3 separate regions of the Homo sapiens genome follow, and all the other regions are linked to region 1. Evidence: chromatin loops called from intact Hi-C (ENCODE). Cell type or tissue: heart right ventricle. All regions are shown on one strand.

What was found. Hi-C counts contacts between places; a loop is a spot of excess contacts. Peaks named below come from ENCODE experiments on the same cell type or tissue, not always from the same donor. Only the 100,000 strongest peaks of a DNase experiment are listed, where the experiment ranks them.
Region 2: a loop joins it to region 1, with 3 times the contacts of the local background. A loop is called at or near these places in 24 of 110 quality-filtered maps.
Region 3: it touches region 1 in a loop (5-fold over the local background); 40 of 110 quality-filtered maps call a loop at or near these places.

The regions. Positions count from the first base shown.
Region 1 is chr10:129,885,706-129,893,705 of GRCh38, forward strand. The region is part of intron 6 of EBF3 (EBF transcription factor 3); the gene reads right to left. Among named protein-coding and RNA genes, the nearest start is that of EBF3-AS1, 33 kb to the left of the region's middle. RefSeq lists an enhancer at 7,117-8,000. In heart right ventricle, CTCF peaks have their summits at 3,605 and 3,805; DNase peaks (open chromatin) are centred at 3,636 and 6,320; H3K4me3 peaks cover 1,037 bases; H3K27ac peaks cover 3,717 bases.
Region 2 is chr10:129,945,453-129,953,452 of GRCh38, forward strand. The region is part of intron 6 of EBF3 (EBF transcription factor 3); the gene reads right to left. Among named protein-coding and RNA genes, the nearest start is that of EBF3, 15 kb to the right of the region's middle. RefSeq lists an enhancer at 3,640-4,474. In heart right ventricle, no CTCF peak of the experiment used is centred here; DNase peaks (open chromatin) are centred at 749 and 4,679; H3K4me3 peaks cover 5,236 bases; H3K27ac peaks cover 8,000 bases.
Region 3 is chr10:129,960,115-129,968,114 of GRCh38, forward strand. It overlaps EBF3 (EBF transcription factor 3), which reads right to left and starts at 4,160. Exons shown (of 17, transcript NM_001375380.1): 1 at 3,521-4,160; 2 at 3,253-3,409; 3 at 2,828-2,891; 4 at 2,057-2,112. The coding sequence starts at 3,654. RefSeq lists enhancers at 141-812, 4,287-5,258, 6,294-6,914 and a silencer at 235-439. In heart right ventricle, no CTCF peak of the experiment used is centred here; DNase peaks (open chromatin) are centred at 2,107, 2,977, 3,327, 4,207 and 3 weaker places; H3K4me3 peaks cover 5,477 bases; H3K27ac peaks cover 5,178 bases; H3K27me3 peaks cover 6,802 bases.

The DNA of each region.
Region 1 (8,000 bases):
CTTCCTCTCTCCCTCTGGACACTGTTCTATTTGCCAGCTCTGATCACGAAGCTCCTTATTTAAGAAAAATGCCAGCATCACTTGGCTCACAACAGACGCACCCCCCTGACTTGTTGCCAGCTCCAGGGGAGGCTTTTACAGGTTATGCAGAGATTAAGTGCCTATGCTTATCCCAACTTAGGGTTTCAAGCCTCTCCCACCATACGCGTGTGTGTTTTTAGGGATCTGAAGATCACGGGAATGCTTCTTTCGCCATCCTGATTCCTGATGGCTGGGGAGGTCATTCTCAAAATAAATGTGGGTGAGGGGGTGTTGTTTTTGGTTTTAATTTTTTTTTTTTTTTTTTTTTTTTTTTTGCTTCCCATCTCCAAGTGGGAAAGATCTTGTTAATCCTTTCCTCCTCGGATGTACATTTCCCCCATCCACACCAGCTTGCTTAATTAAGAACTATCATCTTTGTAGGCTGAATTATTAATAAAAAAATCACATTTTAAATCAAGCCTGTGCATGCACGGAGGACACCAGTGTTGGACCTGCCTATGCGGCTCTCTAGCCTTTTAGGTCCTGATTAAAAACTTATTAAAACATTATAAATGATTAATGGGCGCACAGCTCTGAGTGGCAATTATTAGTTTTAATGCAGGTAATGCAGCTTAATGAGGGGCACATGTGTGCAAAGCCTTAACTTCATTACTCCTGCGTGTCAACATATACAAGAGAAATGTGTGTACAGGTCATCCATTACTCGGAACAGCACCGAGCCCTCTCTCTTCACCTCCCTTTGTTGATGAGCCAGGAGCCATAAATTAATCCCGTTCTGTGGCTCGGGGAAGGACCAAGGTGTTAAAATCTCAGTAAACCCTGCTCGGCTCCCCACGCCACCAGGCAGCTGTGTTGGAATATTTCACAGATTATCTGTTCTGCGGCCCTCTGGTATGTGGGAATTTTTTTTTCCCTGGGATTTTTGCAGGTCGTCATTGTCTCTGCTCAGAAACAAGAGCTCCCGACATTCAGAGCTGACTGGGTTTCTTTCCCTTCTTGTTTTAAAAGGTCTGCAGGGGAGTTAGCTCCATCCTACCAGTGCCTAATTCACATTAGCACGGTTCTCCTAAATCTTCAGATGTGATTCCAATGTCTGTCCTTCTAACCGCTCCTCTCCTGTCGTGTGGGGTGCAGGAGACTATGTATGAGAGACACAGAGAGACGCACACTTGAGTGCCCCTGGTCAAGAAGGGGTTTTAACACTGGAATGCAGAAACAGAAGGAAATACCGATCAGCGCCTGGCTGCAACATGGAGATGTCAGGGTAAGCACAGGCCCGGGGAAGAGGCTGGGTGGGGGTTGTGGGCGGGGGGGGGGGGGAGGTGAATAGATGCATTTAGGATGCTGAGAGTCGGGGGCACTGGCCCACAAAGAAGCCCATACAAGTTGCAGCCCCACCTGGGACCCTCAGCCCTGGGCCTGCAACAGCCCACGGCTGGGGAGCATGCCACTCGGCCCAACTTTGCACGTCACCTTTCATTTTCTGTTTTTGTGACAAGCAGCTTGATCCAGCCTGATCTCCACTATCTGTTTGAAGAGTATTCAGGACTATTTGCATCATTTTATCGCTAATGTATAATATATGGCTCTAAAGTGAGCCCAAGCGCTGTCTTGTTACCGAGCATAAAAAAGTAAGGGCAATAAAGATACATTAGTTCTCTCAAGCACAGCGGCTATAATGCAAGCAAGAAAGGTTGCTGCTTACAGTTAAGAGGCAACCTTTCTGCCTGGCTAAGACAATGGAAGAGTAAAGAAAATGTCAAATCAAGAAAAGCTGGATTTAGAGATGAGGCAGCCCAGAATGACGTTGGTGCCATATTTTGTGGAACTATAATGCTGTTGGCAGCAAAGATCCGTGTTTCTGATTCATCTAGGGCCGCATGGCAAAGCTTTGTCAGTCTGTGCAAGGTATAAATAATTCAGGGTGAGAGATGGCAATTACAGGGCCCTGCACAACCAAAATGAATATTTTATGAGGACTAAAACTGCTCTGGAATGAATCATGCACATGGAGTCACACATGGCGAGTGGTGGGTTCGCACATGCCAGCCCCAAGAAGAGAGGCGCCGCGGCCCTGATCTCCTTTCAGAGCGTTGACTATAAACCTGGCGAATGGTAAGAGGCAAACAAAATCAGCTAACCCGCCCCCACGCTCCTCATAGATGCTCAGTCCCTAAAACGTCCAGTAGGGAAGCCCGGGACCATGCCATAGAAACTCCTTGCTGATCCATCCCAATCGGCCTCGTGGTTTGCTTATTTTTCTCCAATTGTTCAAACTATTGATAGGGTAAGCTGGGAACCTTCTCTTCGTGAGAAAAGGACTTGAATTTCTTGCACAGGGAGAAGAACAGTTTCGTTGTCCTCGATGGAACGTGGGCGTGCTCCAGGAAGGAGTTGCAGCGAGCATGCGTCACGCCCTCCGCGTGATTTTCCATTTTCCTGTCGGGGAGCAGCACCCGCTATGGCTCTTCCTCCGCCTTCTGGACCTGAACCTCACATGGTCCCAGTCAACAGACTGAAGGGCCCGAGGCGGTGGCTTTTGCGTCCTTAGATCCAAACTGGCGCGTCGAAGTTGCTTTCCTCGCTTTGAAAACTGGTAGACTCCTGATGGGGGCAGGATTTAAAGAGGTCGTTAAAGGCTGAAAGGAGGGTTTCATCTGTTACATTTCCTTCCAAAATGCTCCTGGTGAATTGCTAGAACAAATAACAACATTGTTCACAAGGCCGCGGAGGCCCAGTCCCACTGGTGAATGGCCATTGTGTTTGTCCAGCTACTGATACCTGCGCTTTTGTGGAGGAAAGAAGGCCGGGGCCACGACATCGGCGCAGCACAAGCATCCCTCTGTGCGGATGCCCAGAGCGGGTCCCGGCCGCGGTGGGAACCGAACACCAGATCCCTCTGAGAAGGTTTTCTTTAAATCCAGCTCCAATGCATTGTTTATGAAAACAAGGCTATTAGGTATATTAATAATTTGATAAATAGGGATTTGTCCTTAATTATTCATGAAGAACATTTGGCAACAGTAAAATTATATTCGCAGAACAGGTTTATAAACCAGCTAATTATAAATTAAGTATGCAAGAGAAAATTGCTAACCTTGAAATTAAAATATTTTATGATTCTGCAATTACAAAAAAAAAGGTAGGGAATTATCAAAACCCCAGTGTGGGCAGAGGGAGCAGCAGGCCTGGGCCTATACAGATGGTGGCGGCGCACAGGCCAGAGGCGTGACAGCAGAGGGGGTGGACCGGGAACCCCTGTCCCCTCCCCAACAGCCCCTCCAGTCGGGGTTTGTGCAACTTTCCAAGAGCTCATGGGAAGGAACCAGCAGCTGTCCACAAGGCAGCCCAGCATCTGCAGAAGGCCCTGGTCTGGTTCTTTGCAAAGGACATGGTGGTCCCCTCTGCTGGCCGCCAAAGCCCTGGCAGGTGAACAGAGCAGCATGTGCCCTGCAGAGAAGACCCCAACGCCCCTCCATGTCACTGCCCTCCCGCTGGGGCAGGGTCTACAGAGAGCATGGGGGCCAAAGGGACAAGGCCAGAGCTCGTGGCACAGGAGCGTGGTCCCGCTTGTCCCCACTAGAGGGCTTCTCGGACGGGCCTCAGCGGAAACCAGCAAACGCCAGGGTGGGCGGGCAGCCTTGGGCTGGGAGCAGCTCCTGCCTGCAACACACTTGGGACAGACCCCTCCTGCGGCTGGGCCGTCCCACTGATATGTGGGCTCTGCTGCCTGAGCACAGCTTTCTTGTCGGACGGTTCCATCATCCACCTGCTCCCCAAACTCTGCAGCCTCCCTGCACCCCCCACCCGCTAAACAGCCAGCAACACATTCCCAGTGAGTTCCACACACATTCCCTTGACTCATTTGATAAGAGAAGACAGATGCAGGGGAATCTTCCGTTCACTTTCTAATGACCAGATATCCTCACTCATAATTTGGGCAGAAGTTAAAAGAGGAAAACAACCAGGATAAATAATGAATGTCCTGTTGGGTGCAGGGAGGGGAAGTAGGCCATATTCCTCCACTTCTTTTCCCATGGCTATGTCACATCTGCAAAAAAAAAAAAAAAAAATGCAAACCGTAGAGGCTCAGGACATGCAGAGGCAGCCCCCGACCACTTTTACTACCCTGTAACTCAGTGACTCTTTCCACATTCCCTGAAATCAACGGGAAAATGAGCAAAGCCCATTGAAGTGCCTTTTTTTTTTTTTTTTTTTTTTTTTTTTTTGGTTATGAAGAGTCTTGACTTCCCTGAGAGTCAAAAGCCCCATTAATTGTTCATGTACCAGAGGTAGTGCAGGGCACACTCATGTGCCCGAGTCCTTACCCCGACGCTTGGAGACACAGCTGTGGGTCAGACAGCCAACCAATCAGGGAGGTCTCTGGGAACTCAGATAATGAAAATTTTTTCATGTATAAAATCCTTAATCAAAATGCGAGTGGTGTCATCTTGCAGTGCAGACACTGCAACTTAAAATTAATATACAACAGAACCTTCAGCAGAAGGAACATCCCCGGGCTGTGTGGTACAAGTGACCCTGAACTGTGGCCTGGACTGCCGAGACCCCAGGCGGCAGGCCGGCTCCAGGCCAGCATCGAGATCCCAGGGAAACAAGCTGTTGCTGCACCAGGATCCCCAAGGCCCGGAGGGACTCCAAAATGTGAGGGCAAATCGGCAAAGATGATGTAGCACAAAGAGCGCCATTAACACCATAAGGTGTGACGTGCACAGCGGGGCCTCCGCCAGCCTAATACTGGGCACGGCTTTAAGGCACCGTCAACCAATTAGTTTAACTCGATCAGCTAGTATCTAAAGAATATTTTTATCATTTGGAATAGACTATTTACCATTTGATAGGATACATTTCTTTCTTTACCGCTGGGATGCTCCACAGATGCTAAGCAACTTCCCCTAACAATATTTAAATTGCTTACAAAGCCTCTCTAAATATTTGCTATGTATTTAGCATGCCTAAGATTTGCCCGTTATCCCAAAGTCTTTTTGTTGTAAATTGCAATTTTACAACTTCATGCTCGTGATCTATTTTGACAAAGCTCTGCTGACACCCTCTATTGGCCTCTGAAGGCAAAAGAGCTGATACTCCACGAGTCACCAGAGAACTCTCAATTTGTTGTGAGACCGCGCTACTTTGCCATCCTCAATCTGCATGGAGAAAGATTAAACATTCAATTTGTTACTTGATAGGCCACAAGGTTCGCCACTTACCATACAAATGGAAAACATTACTGTCATTCCTCAACTTGCTTGCCTGAGTATTTTATTATTTGTAATATTTACTTCAGGGAAATTATGATTCATGTCATATTTATCTTCATGAAAAATGAGCATCTAAATGGAAATCACCTTTTGAATGTACCGGGATATAGTGTAATACTAATATGCTTCATGAACTATAAAATTTAGTCACAGTATATGGATATATTATAGCATGACTTTAATACTCTCCCATCAAGCAAATTTTCTCTGTGTTAAGCTGATACTCTGAGCCCTGATTCCAGTTTGATAATCATTACACCTACATGATGGTACAAGTCACTACTTGTAGATTTATGTGCCCTCTCAGCTCTTTTGCATTAATCTGCCTCTGAATAAGCTATTCGCACTTCCTCCCGTGCATGCAGGAAATTGGAATAAGGTGCAAATTTGTAGGCCTTAAATCTGAACAAGCACAGACAGATATTTTTCACCTGATACCATTCATTTGTTTCAAGTAAATACAAAAGACATTTTTTATTCTTTGTCTTTGTCCTAAGGCCGTTCTTCACGAAAACGACTGTTGTGTGTTTCCCTCCATATTTACATCCATTTTTGCAGAAGTCAGAGTTAAATGAACTATCTGCAATTAGCTCTGAGTCAGACTTGCAGTGATGTCTGTACCAATACAGGGTCCCCAGCAGGCCGCGCCATCCTTTGTGGATCCGTGGCCCGGTGGTCTGCCACCCAAGGAGGTGATGCCATGTATTACAAGCACAACAGAGCTCAGAGGCCCACAGCCCACTTTTGAGAATCCTTCTGGATAATTGGAGAGCATAAACTTCAGTGGCTCACGGCGTCTCTGAGGCCCTGGTAAGAGGCATTCCAATTCATTACAGAGGTAGTTCAGAAATATCTAAAAGTGACAGGAAGAGCTTGGCGTCACTCTCCCCCAATTATCCGGGAAATTCCGAGATTCCTGGCTAAACCCGTCCCAATCTCAAACCTTTTCCTCTCAGCTGACCTGCAGCCAATCAGGCTGTTAAGGGAGATTGATGGGCCCGCCTCTCTCTGGCCAACGGCCTGCCTGAGGACCCAGGGCTGGGACACTGGCAGGGGAAGCATTTCTCAGCAGCGGCAAGAAATGACAGAGTCAAGTGAACTTGACTGAGCAGGATGATCCCGGGTCTCTCCCCGGGTCCCAGGCTCCAACTGATGAGTAGCGGGGCTCTTAGTCGGGTTCCTCTTTGGAGCCCTTATGAAACTACCTGGGGCCAGGAGGCGGTGCTGGGGTGCCCCCAAGGAAACAGGAGAGGGGTAGGTCTTCACAGTGTGCACATGCCCCTGCTTTGGAACCCACTCCCGTAAAAGCAGTGAATAATTAATTTGATGAACTCAATTTCCATATAAAACTGTTGTCATTGGAACCATAGGAGCCAAGTGCAATGAGCTGTTTGGCGATTTCCACTTATTTGGGGATTTTGGTGCCACGGATGCCGGACACCTGTGAGGTGAGCAACACCATGGGTCCAGACCGGGAATGAGGCCTCCTGTGACGGCTCAGAGAGTGAGCCGTGTTGCATGAATGTTTATGTGCGTTACAAATTAATGATAATCACCACTGACCATAAATATAGCACAAGAATCACACGAGAGGGTCATAGCTACGAACCAGCTACATAAATAGAGTATGATTAGTCCATGTCTAAGAGTACATTCATCACTTAATGACTTTTCCCATTATGCCTGCACATTTTATCTAATCAGAAAGTAAGCCTGCTTGCTTTCACTGAGCAGGGTTAACCTAATAAGACTGCTGCTTAAACCACATCGAAACGAGGCATAACAAGCCAGCTTGATGAAAACGCTTTCCCAATCTGTGACAACGCACTTGAACGTCGCCATCAAATCATAACCCCCAAATATGTATTTTCCCATTTTAGGGGAGGGCGCCGGCAGCCAGCCGTTAATTAGCATACTTCCCATGCTCGTCATGAAGTCACGGGCTAATCTGGCACACACGGTTCGGAACAGGCTCCTGCCTGAATCAATCGTGAGAGCAGGGCGCTGGGCCCTCCCTCCCAGCTCTCCCTTTATATTTCAATAGTCCTATGACAATAATTGATTGTGATTCACTCCTGAAATGTACCAATCCCCGGGAAATGGCATGGGCTTTCATTCATCAATTTCAGCTTCATAAGTGGAAATTTATACAAGGTATGCAGATGTTTAGAGTTTGGGGTAATCAATAAGGAGTAAATAAAGATTGGCATTCACTATACTCCACTTGACAAGCCCCAGCCTAATGTTTGTCAAGCAAATTAAACACACTCAGACTTTTCACCTGCTCCGACAACAGCACCACATATGGCCCTGAAGTTAAAAATAAGAAAATGTGCATACATTATCATACATAATGTACAACTCCCTCCATTTAATATGCAAATTTTGTAAAATATTACTGAATACCTTCTGTTCTAAATGAATAAATTTGAATTGCAATTAGAATAATCTTGTATAATTAATGAAAACTGTCAATTTTTGTTCATAAGTAATTTGATTAACATGTTGATAGGACACTTATCAAGTTCAGTAAACTGTTAGATTAGGAAGATGAAAAAATTTGAAGAAAATTTTTACCAGCTCTGACAATTTCCCCTGGCATGGTAAACAAAGACTTGCTGGCAAACTTCCTGACGCCGGGAACGAGCCTCTCCAGCTAATCTGCAAATCACAGCGCAC
Region 2 (8,000 bases), 60 kb after region 1:
GTAAATCACACGGATTCCGTACAGTCCTCCGGCCTCCACTGCTAGGGTTCCATCTATGATGATAAATTAGCATTAGATGGAACCTAATGAGTTTACTAAACATTTGGGATTTGTGCTAATAAACTGGCTGGCTGTGAACTAGCAGAAGCGGTGCAGGATCCCGGAGCTCTCTCTTATCTCTGTAACATGACAGTTAAACCATGCGTCCAATCTGCGATCAATTCATCATCCGACACCATTGTACATTCTTCACAAAAAGATAATTACTGCTTCCCTGGATCAGAACACTCATATTTCCTTGGAATTGCAGGTATGATAGCAGCCCCTGTCACCGCTCCCTTCGAGCCTCACCATACAGCTCTATTTATGATCATTATTTTCGCCTAAACAAGCCTTTTTCCTCAACTTGATAACAAAACCTGCTACAAGGAGAAGGGAACAGTTAAGACATTGTTTCTCTGTGGAGTGCTTTTACGTTTAGTGGAGGCCGCTGACAAATATTTTATTCAGGGCATTAGTAAAAGTTTCCACTCGTTAGAAGATATCGCTACTATTTCCTTCCAAAAAAAAAAAAAAATCCTGTTCCTGGCTCTGATTTGTTAAACACAGACAGGGAGTAAGAGCAGAGCAAGTAACGTCACAGGGAATAAATCAAAACATGATTAAAAAGACCGTAGCCGTTTTAAAATCACATGCCCGCGGATTCCCTGCTTCTCACTGCTGGGCCCTCGGTCCTGGCCTCGCGCGGACCCGCCCTGGCGACTGGTCAACTCTGTTTGACCCCCAGCACACGCAATAAATTACCATAACACACAACTCTGAAACAATGTAAATTAGTTACTGCTCACAGTCTAATAAATGGGAACAAATGTGTTTGGGGCTGGAATGGGGTTCTGGATGCTGTAATTGCTGAAAATAATTAGAATGGGGTCTGAGGAAACATGAGCGGCAGTTACTTGTCATGACAAATGTCCCGAACCCGGTAAATATGCTGCTGACCGCAGGACTCGGAGCAGCCAAATAACATTTTTCCTTAAAGTTAAATGTCTCATAAGCCTCGCTTTATTCACAATCACGTATGAAAGAAGTATTTTTAAAACTCTAAGGCACATCTATGTGTCATAATATTCTGAACCAAGACAAGTTTATTTTTGTTTCTGAGCTTTCTCTTGGATTGTTGTTGGCGTGCCACACTGCAGACGAGGCCATGCGTCCCAGGCAAGAGCTCCGGTGACCAACAGAAGAGGGAGAGGATCAGTGCCCCCACATTGTGGGGAGCAGGAAAGGGCAGAGTCTATTTTTGAGCCACACAAAGGTGCACCTCTGGATGGGGAACCTCACCATTTATTAACTTGCATAACTCATTTATTTGTTCAAGGTAATGATCTTTGGGGAAAGGGCTGTTATATTTAGAACCTGCTTGTCAAATTTAATAAATGATAGTGATCGCTGGCCTCCCCCTCTGCAAGCACTTTCCCAGGTCCTTCCACCTTTCCCTGGGGCCTCGCTGGCCGGGGACCTGGCAGCCCATGTCTTGGTAACTGATGGCGGCTGCCCAGTGGCTGGATCGGGCCGATGACCTCGGACAGTGGGGACCAGCAGCACGTCCAATCCAATCCCCCACTTGTTTCCTGACCCAATCTTCCTCGTGTCAGGGGACGAGCCGCTTCATTGAGAAAATGGAAATGGACAGGGAGCTCCCTTTGGCAGCATTTCCAATAACCAAATATCAAGGAAGAGGGGCCGCCGGGGGACCACCCCATCCCGGCACACTGATCTGATTTACAAACCTTTCCTAATGGGAAACAAATGCTGTGGGTGTGAATTCATACTTAACCATAAAAACCCTTGCATTACTCTGTCTCGTATTAAATACCACATATAACTCTCAGCAGGTTTTATGTTGTGTTTTACTGTCAGCAATGGCTAAAGCTGGCCTAACATTTTGTTTGGCAATTAGGAAAATTTGTACTTTAATTTATTAAACCAAAAAAGCCAACAACTGCACTGAATGCTGAATTCATTCTGTTCTTATGCCACGGTGCAGTATATTTGCCTTCCCAATAATTTAATCATTTTCCTTTTATGGCCTATACTATTTACATATTCCAAAATAGTATTATTGAGGAAATAAACCCCTTATAATAAGTGAAATTGAGCAATGCCACTTAAATTCTGAATATAAAGTTAAAATGTTTTCATTTCTTTCTTTGCAAAGGAACCAAATGCTTTGAAAAAAAAAAAAAAAGAAGGGCAGGACGGGCAAACTTCTGAAAGCCTGGTGAACCCCACTGATGACATCCAAACACCGAAACATGACCTGCTACCTTGACAAGCTCAGGAGTGAAGGATTTCACTTCTAAAACACCAAGACACTGAAAGGAAGGAAGCAGAGTGCCCAGTAACCTTTAAGAAGAAAAAAAAAATTATATTCAAAGAGAGTATTATCGGTGAGCTAAAAAGTCACAAGAAGACATGCAGGAAACTTAAATGCCTACTGCTCAGTGAAAGAAGCCAGTCTGGGTGAGGCACGGTGGCTCACATCTGTAATCCTAGCACTTTGGGAGGCCGAGGCAGGTGGATGACCTGAGGTCAGGAGTTCGAGACCAGCCTGACCAACATGGTGAAACCCCGTCTCTACTACAAATACAAAAAATTAGCCAGGTGTGGTGGCGCATGCCTGTAATCACAGCTACTTGGGAAACTGAGGCAGAAGAATCACTTGAACCTGGGAGAAGGAGGTTGCAGTGAGCCAAGATTGCACCATTGCACTCCAGCCTGGGCAACAAGAGCAAAAACTCCGTCTCAAAAAAAAAAAAAAAAAAAAAAAAAAGCAGCAGCAGCTAGCCTGGAAAGACTACATAATGTATGCTACCAACTCTACAACATTCTGAAAAAGCAAAACTAGAGACACAGTAAAAGGATCCAGGGGTGCCAGGGGTTCAGGAAAGGGGGAGGGGTGGCTAGGTGGAGCACATGTGAAACTATTCTGCACGGCACTGCGATGGCAGGTACGTGCCACGATGCGTTTGCCAAAACCCACCAGATGTGCCACACCAAGAGTGAACCCAATGTCAACTGCAGACTTTAGTTCATATTCGTGTATCAGCATTGGCTCAGGTGTAATGAGGATACCACACCAAAGCAAGACGTTAACACTGGGGGAAACTGGGGGGTGGGGGGAGGTGGGGGGATATGGGAACTCAGTACTCTCTGGTCATTTTTCTGTAAACCTAACACTGCTCTAAAAAATAGTCTATTCAGTGTTTTTAAAGCGTTATGAGAACACCTTTAAATCTGCATCAGATGCAGAGGAAGACAAGGCCAGGTTAGGGGTGCCTGTTGCTGGTGTGGCTTCAATGTCCCTGCTTCATGCCCTGCCCCCCAGGCTGTTTGCATCTCCCAGTCCTTCCTCCTGACTATGGGATGTCATTCTGCAGAGCCGGACGTGTGGTTCTTGACAATGAAAACTTGGAAAGGACACCTGCATTAATCTGTCAGAAGAGCATTTAGGCCCCTGCCAGCCATATCCCCTGGTGCTGAAGTTCTTACAAAACTTAAGAGGCACTCGTGCAGTGGCTCATGCCTGTAATCCCAGCACTTTGGGAGGCCAAGGCCCGAGGATCACCTGAGGTCGGGAGTTCAAGACCAGCCTGACCAACATGGAGAAACCCTGTCTCTACTAAAAAAAATACAAAATTAGCTGGGCATGGTGGCACATGCCTGTAATCCCAGCTACTCGGTAGGCTGAGGCAGGAGAATCACTTGAACCCGGGAAGCGGAGGTTGCGGTGAGCCGAGATCGTGCCATTGTACTCCAGCTTGGGGCAACAAGAGCAAAACTCCGTCTCAAAAACACACACAGAAAAGAAAAGAAAAGAGAAAAAGAAAACTTAGGGGGCACTCAGGGAGGAGCCCCTCCCTAAACCAGTGAGCAGCATCCCAGGCTCCAGTGCCAAGAAGACTAAGCCGGCTTTCCTGGGTGTTACCTCAAATAAAAGGGACACTCCCCCATGGGGCCTAAATGACCCTGTTCCAAGTGATGGGACTCGTGGGGGAACGTGACCTTTGATGCAGGCCCCATCACTGCCCAGAGTTGGGGTGACCCTGCTAGGGATCCCCACATGCACGCCTGGGGAAGGCGCACGCTGCCTGCCCATGCCCATAATCAAATCCCGGGCTTGTACTGCACATATGTCACCCTCGGATGGCCCCAGCCCAGGCACAGGCCTCCAGACCTGTTCTTCAGCAGCTCCCTAACATCCAGATTGGCCATCTCTGTGCAAGCTTTCTGATTCAATGAAAACTTAGAGAAAGCGGGAGGGGGTGCAGTTCCTTACCAAACCATTGTGGAAACCTGGACTCAGCTGGCAGGCCTCAATGGTCAGGGTTGGTCTTTCTCCCTTTGTAAATTCATCATCACAAGGGCAAATGCTTTTAGGGCCTTAAACACTGCCAAAGTTTTGTCTCCTTCTGTGCTTTAACATGGCACCCTGCCCCCAACTGCTTTCTGCTGAGAGGGACAGAGGAAAATATAGGCAGGAGGGTGGAGGGTGGAGGGAGGAGGGAGGAGGGAGGAGGGAGGGGAGGGGGGCGGAGGCAGGGGCGGCGGCTGGAGCTGCCTGTCTGGGCAAATGCACGGCCTCCTCTCCAGATGTGCAGGCAGCTCCGTCTTCCAGCAGAGACACGCTGGAGCCGACTCCTTCCGTTCGCGGGGCCTGGGCTCCATGTCCTACAACAACACAACCGCGAGCCCCTTCCTTTCCGCACATGTTAAACTCATTTCCTAGTGAATTACTGGGAAGGCGCGGCTGCTGCCCCCACCACCGTTTGCAGAGGATGCGCCCCATCCACTCGGGCACCACAGCCCTGCATGAATTTTGAGTATTTTCTAGCTGAGCAACTTCCAGCGAAGGAATTGGAGAGGGATCGTTTTCATTTGTGTTGTTTTTAAGGGGAAGGGGAAATGAGTGATTCAAAAACAACTAAAATAAGAGTTTCCCTATACCCCTCCCTGCAGTGCTCTCTATCGAATTGTTGGCAAATTTATAGCATTTACTCTTTTGACAGATATGTCTGACCTTTTTCTGAAAACATCGTTTTGAAAACAGTTTTCTCAAGCTTCTACAATTTAATGAACGCTGGTTACCCCAAAGTCTAAGAAGCTTATAAAATTCAACAAGAACAACAACAAAAAAAAACCCCTTAACCCATGAAATTACTGCACTAATTTTTCTAAATGATAGCCATATTTTTATTAAAGCATGAATAATGCCAGCATAATGTCTCATTATATAGAGTTTGGACCACAAACATTTTTGGGAGATTTGCTATTAAGATAAACAAACAAGAGGAGCTTGTGTTCTGGCAAGCTGACGGAGGGAATGGTTTTCATTTTCTCCAAGTGTAGGCTGCAGAAGCTTTGCCAACTGCAGGTTAAGCTCCTTGAGTTTTCACTTCCTGTACCCCCACTTGTCAATCACTTCCTGTCTGCAATGACAATTTCCATCATTAGAGCTTGGAATTTTTATCTTCTTCAACGTGTCTCCCTTTGCCACTGTTTGAATTCTGATAAATTATTCACCATCTTTAAAAAGTAACCAACAATTACAGCATCACAGTGAGCCACCTATGCCTAGCAAAGATCACCGTCCTCCTGGTCTGTCTCCTAAAGGCTTTGACGAGGCCAGCTTCTCCTGCTTTCTTCGGCATCACGAGAAGGCCTCTGGCCAGCCCCAATTATCTTCTGGTGCACAGAGTAATTATTTGCTTCCTGTAAGCATGCGTAACAGAACCTCGAGTTTGGACGGCTTTCCATAAAGTAATCCAATTCACCCATGCCATCCTAACACAATTACAGGCACTGCAATATCTTCGCTCCTCACCTGATAAGGCTGCCGCAGCGGTGCAGGATGCTTTCCGTCAACATGCCTCCCAGAGTATAGCTTCTGACAGCCCTGCTTCCAGCCCTTGCCTCCACCCCTGCACGTTCATACCCGGCTGCATGCTGCTGCAGGGCCTGGGGAAGGCAACACCACGAGGTTTTCACCCTTGCACAGGCAGACGGGAATCCGAGTTGGTGGAGAGTGATGCGGAAGTCATTGTGGGTGTGTAGCTTGTTTTCAAACCCAGCCCTTGACTGGCCTGGCGGTGGAGTCTTTACCCAGCTCAGGCAGCCATAAATCTCGCAGGCCTCCTAGGCCTAGGCCAGAGATGCAGGCCTGGGCCTGGTGGTGGCCCTGACCCACCGCGGCAGGCGACCACGCAAGCTGTGACACACAGCGGAGGCTAACCGTGCAGCCGGCGTGGTGCACACCCGCATCTCAAGCTTATGGGCAGGGCAAACCTACAAAGTGGGCACTGTTCCTGGCGCCTCCCTCTTTAAATGAAAGCATGCCATTGTGCCTCCATAATGCAGCTCTTCCTTTTCTGTTTATTTTCAGAAGTTTAGGGGGAAAAATTGAAAGGATGAATGAATGCAGTGAACTTTTTGCCTCTCCCTACTGGCGCTGCCAGGGAATAAAACAGCCATTCACACCTGAGCCCGGCGAAGCCAAATGGGGCCGGTGCCAGCCAGAATCAGATTCTTTGTAGCCACATCCATTCATCCAAAAGGTGTTTTAATATTGCCAAATTTCTAGCCAATACTTTCCCTTCACTGAAGGCCCAATGTATTAAAACAGACCCTGAACCAAAGAGCATCTCCAATGCACAGCCTCCGCCAAGAGAGGATCTCCAGGACCCCAAGGCCTATCCAATGATAATTATATTCACATCTTTAAGAAAACTGAGAAGGAAAAATTAACACCAAACTATACTGTTTTCATTGCATTATGCAGATGAAATGACAAGTTGTCATTTAAGAAGTTAATAAACAGTCTCCGTTTTGCAGGTTATCCAAATGCTACTGAATAGAAAACCTTGGATCCCTAAATGATGTGTAATTAATATTATTTTTAAAATCCTCCTTGACAGGCCGGGGCTTAGCCAAAATGTAAATGACATTAAAGAAGACAATGAATTTAATTTTATTTAATGTCCCTTTTTGCAGATCCTCATTTACATAGCATTTTTAACAAAAGCGTTGACCTTATAAATGCTGGCATTTGTACAGCTTCAGCAGAGTTGGATTTAATCACGCTCGTGCAAAGCCATGAGGGAGGAAGCTTTAAGTTCTCTGCTTGGAGATGGAGTAGGAATAAAAACATTGGGACTGGTCAAATGTTTATCCTCCCCGCTTCTGAAAACAACCTGACAAGAAGATGTAAAGGGCTAGGGAATAACCCGGTGCTGTTTGTAAGGCTTGGTAATAATCATACATAATCGTTTGGAAATATAGCTAATAAAAAATATAATGAGTGTTCAGCAAAATCGGCATTAGGCCCAAATTACACGATATTAATACTTGAACAGGTGCAGAAAGGCGCTTTAAATGAGGTAAATGAATAAAATGTCCCAGAGCACAACTGTGTGTGCTGACAAAAAGTCAATCCCATGAATAATTCAGTGAGCAGGACTGCCAGCAAAGGTCGGCTCTCTTTGACCTTTGTGACAGGAAGTGAAAGGAAACACTGTTGACTAAAAAAAAAAAAAAAGAAGAAGAAGAAGAAAGAAAGAAAAGAAAGAAGAAAGACAGAAAAAAAAATCTCCAATCGTTGGGCTACCGTTCCACAGTCACTTTAAAGGTGTAAACTTAAAACGCACATATGAATCAAAGTATGGCTGTGCAGGGTAGGGGGGGCGCAGAGCTGAAATGGGGGTAGTCAGGTCATCTGACTAAAGACAATGTGAAATCACAGACAATGGAAGGTTAAGCAAATAATATTTCCCTATGACACAACGTCAATTACGCATAAAAATCTGAGGTCAGCTGAAAAGTATTTTCAGAGCCCACAGGATTGAAATTTTATAACAGCTGTTAAATATGACAAAACTTCATCCTCCCCCCTCTTCAACCCCCACCAAAACTAAAGCAATTCCAAACTCTGTATGAAAGAAAAT
Region 3 (8,000 bases), 74 kb after region 1:
AAAAAAAAAAAAGTCTACTGGGGGAGGGGCGGGAGGCTGGGGCCGGGAGCTCCAAGTTCCCTGCATAAAATTCCACGGAAGGGGGAGGGATGTCCTCTTCTCCGGTTCCCGCCCCCACCCCTGAAAATTATCTGGAAATTCCTTCCAACCTCCCCGGGCACTTCTGACACTTTCCTCTACTTCCAGGCGGACAAAGCCCTTTCTGGTGAAAGCCCGGGGCTGCCCTCCTGGGAAGAGGGAAGGTTCCCCGCGAACCCCGCTCACCCAGCCTCCTGCCTGGACCCGGCTCAGAACCACAGAAGTGATGGGTGTCACCGCAGGCCAACGAGTCGCCTGGCGCTGCAGGGCGCGTGGCCGCGGCGGGCACCAGCGCTTCTGAGAGAGTGGCTTGTCCTCCGATGGATCGCCGTATTTATATTTGATTTATTTTTTATTTTGTAGCACAAACAGAAATCCATAAACTGTCGGTTCAGCGCCATTGACTCTTTGATCAGTTACTGGGCTATTTCTTTCCTTTTTTTTTTTTTTTTTTTGCCCCTCCATGCCCGTCAGTGAGAGGAGATTAAATGCCTTTATTTTCAGCCCTGTTTATACTGCAAAGGTACAAGGCTAAATGAACAATAAAAGTGTACTTAAAACGAAGCCTCCTCCTCCTCTGTGCAACAACAGAGAAACTTAGGGCTGCCTACATAAACCTCTTAATTAGACTATAGCGATTTCCGAAAACATTTAGCCATTATATACAAAGGAAATAAAATCACCCTGTCAACCAGCAGCCGGAGTTCCAGAGGCTTCTCTGAATCGAGTGAAATAATTACAGAAGGGCACACCGCCTCTGTCTTTGTCAGAAAGACCTTAGTTTACCTGTCAGATCTGTTTTACTCTAAGAGAAAAGCACACTGGTTTACCACTGCAGGCATTAAAATCTAACACCCTTGCTACCTAGGTAAGGACAAACTTTTTAAAGGGGAAATAAAATGTGCAAACTAATTGCATGCAGAGAGTGGGAGGCATATGTGCTGGGCTGCAGGAAGCCCCAACGAGCTCTCCTTTACTTGGCTCACAATTCTTAAAGTTAGCATCAAAACCGAAGAAGCCACTTTCATTTCTAAGTGTGAAGTCCAGCTTGGAAGTATATTTTAAAACAATCTGTGCCGAGTGGATTTAATCTACAAACTGGACCTGCCCCCCTCCCCACCACAACACTCTATTTTAAGAAAATGGGGGCGGGGGGAAATCTTTAAAACAACCAAATCAACAACAACACACCACCCAGCACAAAACCAGCAGCCAGAGACTGCACAATGTCAAAAAGCAGTGACGCACTTTTCTCCACTTAATCACATTACTGATAGCCAATAGTTATCATCGGAAAAGTTGACCAAGACAGGTTAAATAATTTAATAAGGAACTGCTTGTAATTATGTTATTTACAAGGTATGACAGAGGGTGGGAGAGGGGGCAGAGCAGTGGACGGGTTGGAGTGACCCCTGGAGCTTGGAGTTTGAATTATGGAGCTGGGGGGCTGCGAGGTGAAGATGGACTAGAGGAGAACAAGGTGACTTTTCACCCCAACACATTTAACTTTTAAATCCAAATAAACGTCTCGTGTTACTAGACCATCACACTGGAAAGGAGAAAAAAAATGAACTAATCAAGTCCAACTCGATGGGCTTAGGAGTTAGCTGCCTTTGTTATAGGAAAAAAAATCCAAATGAACTGATTCCTAGCAGAGAGAGAAGCATTTAAAAATAAACAAGAGGGGGGACATCTTGAAATTTTTGTCAAATATTAATTACCATAATTAATTAAGACAGAATATGATTCCAATCACAAGACATTTAATAAAGCATATATGTCCTGTTCTAATGACAACATAAACTATTTTACCAATCGCTTCATTCATTCCAATAAATATGGAATTCTCATTAGCATGTCAAGGAAACTCAATGGAAAACAAATACACGAGATCCATTTGTCAGTGCCCTTGCCTCTGAAGCCCAGGACAACCCAGGCCCAGCAGTGAAAACTCGTGCAGAGGCATAAACTTTCTCACCTGTTTGGTCATTGAATCTATGAGGCGAACATACAGATCTTGCTCTGTTCTGACTCCTGCAAAAAAACAGAGACAAATTCTCATCAGGATTTGAGTGCTGCACCTCGGGGAGGGCACACGGAGCACAGGAAGTCTGTAACTCAGGACTGCTGCCACGGTGATGCAGCAGAACTTAGGCAATCCCTTTGAAAGGGAGAAAGAGAACCCCACCACTTCTCGCTTAATTTTTTTTTTCTTTTCTTAACTAAGAACCTTAAGGCTCTTAGGGCTTGCATTTCAAGGTGCAAGGAACTTGCCTGGTGGAGAGCAGGCCTGGTAGCTGTGTGCGGTGGGCCCATGTGGTCGTTTATTTTTAGAAAAGAAAAAGCACCAAATGGAAACTGAGTGAGAGGCTGAACTCTTTCTAATGTCTCTCGAGGATTTAAAAAAAAAAAACTCGTTCACAGGAAGTAAGTTATGCTCCGTTTATGGAGTTACCCCCATCCTAATAATTAACATTAATTTGCAAAATTGAAAAAAGTCACTTAAAAGTGATGTTCTGCTGGAGCCCGTATCGATCTTTTTCTTACTTTCTACTTCAAGCCCCACCGGTTAATCATGTGAAGTGCCATCGACTTATTGATCGTTTATGTTTTGTTTTCCTTCTATGCCATGAGAAGATTTCGTGTTTACATCCATGTCATTTTAATCTCAAATCTTTATGTCCTTTCACCAGCGCAGAAAAGGAGAGCCAGCCGCTGCAGGGGCGGCGAGCACGCAGCAGGCACTTACCGTTGCTGTACAATAACTGGAGTTTATAGTGGATGCCGTTGTTGGTTTTCTCGTTGTTTGGCTCCTGAAAGTAACGATAAATAATTGCATTTAGTGCGATCGGTGTCAGGCGCGGCCACCACGCTCGGTCCCCCTCCGCGACCGAGGCTCTCGGCCTCACACATGGCAGGATTCCTAGCTCGAAGCAGCGCGGTGATGTCACTTTCCTGCTGGAAGCCCAGCGTTCTCCTCGCCCCGAGTAAGTCCGAGGGCGCAGAGAAGTTGCCCAGCCCTCGGCGGTCCCGGGCGGCCGCACGTGGCGGCGGCGGGGTGGCCTGGCGGAGCCGAGCCCGCCGCCTAGGGGGGCACTCGAACCCCCGCGCACCGGCACCGCCTGCCTCCCGCTTCTAGAAAGAGAGAGGGTGTGATCGTGTGTTTGCACTTACTTTCTCTTTCTCCACAAAGTCCACAAAAGCGGTCCTTTCAATCTCCACCGGCTGCCCCTGCCTATCGTAGAGCGCCAGCACGAAGTGGAAGAAATTGGATTTCCGGAGGTTGGAAGGCGGCTGCTTCTCGAAGTGCGCCCGCGCCAGCCCCACGCCGCTGCGGGAGGAAAGAGACAGCGGCCCGGTGAGGAGCGCGGCGCCGGCCGGCGGAGGGGGCCGGGCCGGGCCGGGGCCGGGGCCAGGGCGCGCGGGGGCGGCCGGTACGTACCTCTGGGCGGCCGTGTTGGCGTCCACCACGCCCGCCGTGTGCATCCACGAGCGCACCGGGTTCATGCCGCTGCCCAGCGGCTCCTCCTTCATGGTCGTCCCCCCGCGCGGAATATTCTCCTGAATCCCAAACATGAAAACTGCTGGCGGCGGCCGCAGCTCCCGGCCGAAAGCGTTTCCTCGAGCAGCGGCGCTCGGGGCTTGGCGGCAGGCGGCTGCCCTGGCCGCCCTCGCCCTGCTCGGCGCCTGCGGTCCGGCCCCGCCGCCGGCTTCAGCCCGTCCCGGGCAGGCGCGACATACACCAGCGGCCGGGCGCTCCGGACGGCCAGGGGCGCGGAGGCGGCTCCACCGGCGGCGGCGGCGCTTCGAAGGAGCAGGACGCGGTGGCCGCGGCGGCGCTTGTTGTTGTTGTTGTTTGCAGGCGCGCTCAACGTGGTGTCATCCTAGCCAGGCGGCGTCCGCGGCTGCAGGACACTGCGGGATCGCCCGCTTCTGGCGCGGCCCGCCTGCTCCAAAGACAAATAAACGGGGCAGTGAGTGCTGCGGCGCAGTCCCGGGCGCAGGCGGGGCGCGGCGGGGCCTGGAGCGGCGCGCGCAGCGGACGGAGGCGCACAAAACTCAGCCCTCTCTCCCCGAGGAATGGACCCTTTCCCGGGAGCCAAAACTCGAAGCCCCCGGGAGCGGCGCTGTCAGAGGGTGACGTCGGGGGGCGGTGCCTGCGCCATATATGGGAGCGGCCGCCCCTCGCCGCGCCCCTCGCCGCCGCCGCCGCCGCGCTCGCCGACTGACTGCCTGACGGCGCCGCGAGCCGGCCCGAGCCCCGCGAGCCCCGCGAGCCCCGCCGCCGCCGAGCGCCACCGAGCGCCGCCGCCGCCCCCCGCCACGCACCGCGGCTCCTCGCGTCCAGCCGCGGCCAAGGAAGTTACTACTCGCCCAAATAAATCTTGAAAAGAAACAAACGCAGCCACTGCACAATTGCAGTTTGGCCCCTTAATACCTCCCTGCAAAACCTGCCACACAGTCGAACACGATGGGCGGGGCGGGGGGCTGTAAAATGCTGAGGCGCCCCAAGTTGCCCAGATGCATGCAATAAATGCAAGGGGCTGCAGCTTGTCCTGGGGCCGCCCGAAGGAGAAGTGGGAAGAGGCAGGTCGACCGCAGGGAGGGCGCCGGAGGGAGGAGCGGGCAACGGACTGGGAGGAGGGGTGCCCAGGGCTCCCCGGCCAAGGCTGGACGCGCAGCTCAGCCTGATTTCTAAGCAGACCTAAGGCTGCTGCAGGGCCGGCCGGTCCCGGTCTGAGCCCCGCCAGGTACCCCAAGCTTCCTACCCCGGCGGAGGCCGCCGAGTGCCGGGCAGGGAATCACGTCGGAGGCAGGGTCTGCCAGATGCTCCCTCTCCCCCGGTGGCCGCGGCAGACCCCGGCCCCTGGCCTGTTCTTACGCACAGCGAGTGACAAAGAAGGCTCCGGTCTCTCCGGGCCGACGGGAAGCGCGCCCGGCCTCTCCGGCGACCCGGAGCCGGGTGTCTGGCTGCGCGACCTGCGCGGTGGCCAGACCGCCCTGGAGCCAACTGCTCCAAAAACCAAGCGGACGCCGCGGGCGCTGTGGCCCGGCCCTCGGAGCCGCCGGACCCGGGTGAGCGCGCGGCGCGCGGCTTCCCGACCTGGTTTCTAGGAATCGGGAGGGCAGCCGGGCGCGGGCAGACTGTGGGCCCCGCGGCCCAGCTCCTGTAGCCGGGACTCCGCGCCCAGGAGCGCGGCCCGCCCAAAGGACGTCTGCGCGACACGGAGCAGAGACCCAGGGGACGACCAGGAACTGTCCTAGGCACTTCCCTGCCAAGAGAAATCAGGCCCTTTTGATTAAAAGAAAAAAAAAAAAAAGATTGCAGGGCGCAAGTGTGTTGCAGGGCAGCCTCCTCCCGCCGGGTCTGGGGCAGCACTCCCTTTTCCCGTGAATTGGCAGCGTGTGTACGTTAATATTTTAATTAATCGGGAAAGTCGAAGTCCGATTCACGTTGTCTGGGGACCCCCACGCCTCTTGGAAGGAGTGAGAAAAAAGATGTGTTGGAAAGAGATCTATTTTGCTGGTGTTGGGGGTTAATGACTATTGCCAAAGATAAGTGAATTATCAAAGCTGTTGCGCCAGTCCCATCTCAAAATCCATTACGGTGCCGGCCGTCTAATTAAATACGTAAGTATAATAAAATCATATTTTATGACTATTTGAGGGTAATGAGATTAGTCTTTAGAAGCGATAGCCACATATTAAAGATGCCACTGTCTATAGAATGTTAATAACCTTAAATCAAAGTGTATGGAAACTGTTCATGATAAATTAAAAGAAAATTTCTGTATTCCTAATAAGCCCAGCGCTTTCCACTCTCGGCAGACACTGGTGTAGGAGGGAACACTTTCTTCGTGGAGAAACAACGCAAAATAAAGTTGGCCATCGAGGGAGGGTGGGGTTGAGAAACGCTTTGTCTCTGCGTGTTTAGCTGCTTCGGGGGCTCACGCAGGGCAAGCGGCCAGGCAAGCGTTATTGTCAGAATATGCAAAGTGCCTTTTCGGGAAAGATGAAGTTGGAAATAGGAAACAATGCTTCCTTTATAGCACACTTCCTAAAATGTCCAGCCTGTGCTAGAGGTGCCCCTTCCTTGCGCTAACGAAAGTATCATGCTTAAAATCATTTACAGTATCTTTAATTCAGATTACACGCGCCAAGGCGATTTAAATCTGATTACCAAATTAGAAGGTTTAAAAACAAATCCTTCTAAATCTGATACTGTTGACTAAAGAGGAAAAAAAAGTTCTATAAGCCCATCACATAAGGTAACGATCCTGCCCCAGAAAGAAAAGGGGTTTTAAACCTTTTTGACAACAAATGCAGCTGCCCCACTATTTTGGACGATATTAAGCGAAAATGAATGCAAATCTGTGTTCAGCAGCCATCTGGCCCGAAATGGGGGAATCAGCTGCTCTCACAACAGGCTCGGAGGCTGAATCCATTTCAGCTCATTTTCTAGATCATCTGGTCCCGCACCCAAAGCGTGGAAAATACGGTCTTTATCATTCACCAACTTTATCTTTTTTGTCACTCCGCTGCTGGCTCCGAGCTGTGGGCACAAGGACTCGCCTACCGGGCAGGGTCTCCACCTCGGCCTGCTGCGGAGCGGCCTGGGAGGGTACCCCCTGGTCCCCCACCCCATCCCACCCTCAGATTTTCGACTTGATGGGGCAGGAGCAGCAGCAGAGGGGAGCAAGGGACACCGCAGCCAGGCCAGGGATGGGGAAGGGGGCTGCAGGCCAAATCCCAAGTGTCCTGAGTAACGCTGGGAGCGCGTCCCGGCGCTTGGCCACCTCCCGAGGGAGCCCTGCCCCCACCCCTCGCCCTTTCTGGGGAAGGCGGGGCGCTGGGTACCCAGGAGAAGGGAGACGAGGAGAAACAGGCTGCTACTTTGGAAGTTTTGCAGGCCCACGGCGGCCGCAGGTCTAACCTCGGTGCACAGAGCGCTCCCAGGGGCCAGACCGGCGTCCGGGGGCCGGACTGGGCGGAGCCTGACCTTTGCCGGGGACCCCGCGGGCCGCGACGGCTGCGGCGACCGCTCAGGGCCCCGCGCCCAACGCGATTTGCACGGGTGGCCCTCGAGCTGCCGCCGCCGCCTCCTCCTCGGAGGGTGGGAAGTATTCCTTTTGTGCGGATTTACGGGGAGAGGCTTCAATGAGCCCCCTCACATTTGCATTTAAATAGCGGCATCAAGCGCTTCGCGTGCCACACACCAGTGGGCTCCCAGATGTCAAGCCGGAGTCAGTCAGATGGCCAGTGCCCAGCTGTCCTCCCCATGTCGTGCCGGAGCAGGCAGTGACCTTAAAGAGACAGCGCCCGCCGCCCCTGGCGCCCGGCTCTGGGAGCGGCGTGCCGGGCGCAGGGCAGAAGGCCCTGGCGGCGCTTGGGCCACTGATCCGTGGCACCATCAAAAAACCTGGCTGAAGTCTAGCGGGGGCTCTAACCTCCCAGGAGCCGCACCTAGGCTCACCCTGGCCTCCTTGCCCAGCCACTCAGTGCCCGAGCCACCGCGCGTGCCAGCGTCCTCCGCCGGTACCCACTACCCACCCGTGAAGGGGGCTGTTCGGCGCGCGTAGAGAGGAAACTTTCCCCTTACCCCTCCTCAGTCTCAGATCCTCCACTGGTGCCTGGTGCAAGGCCCAGAGACGGGGACCTGGGCTGGTACCGGACTCCAAGCCACCCCCACCCAGAAACTTCGGCCAAGTTGGAATCCCAGGGCGCGAGGCCTGCCGCGGTGTCTGCACGGGCCCAGGGCCCAGCGCCCAGGGCACCGGGCGAATGCCCCCTTCTTGATCGAGGCTTAGCCCAGGGCACCCGCCTACCTCCCTAACATCCTTCCAAAGAGTAATAAACTGCATTTCCGGCGTTGAGAAGCCTGGGCCGAGAGTTCCTGGAGGCCAAGTCCCCTGGAGTATCAG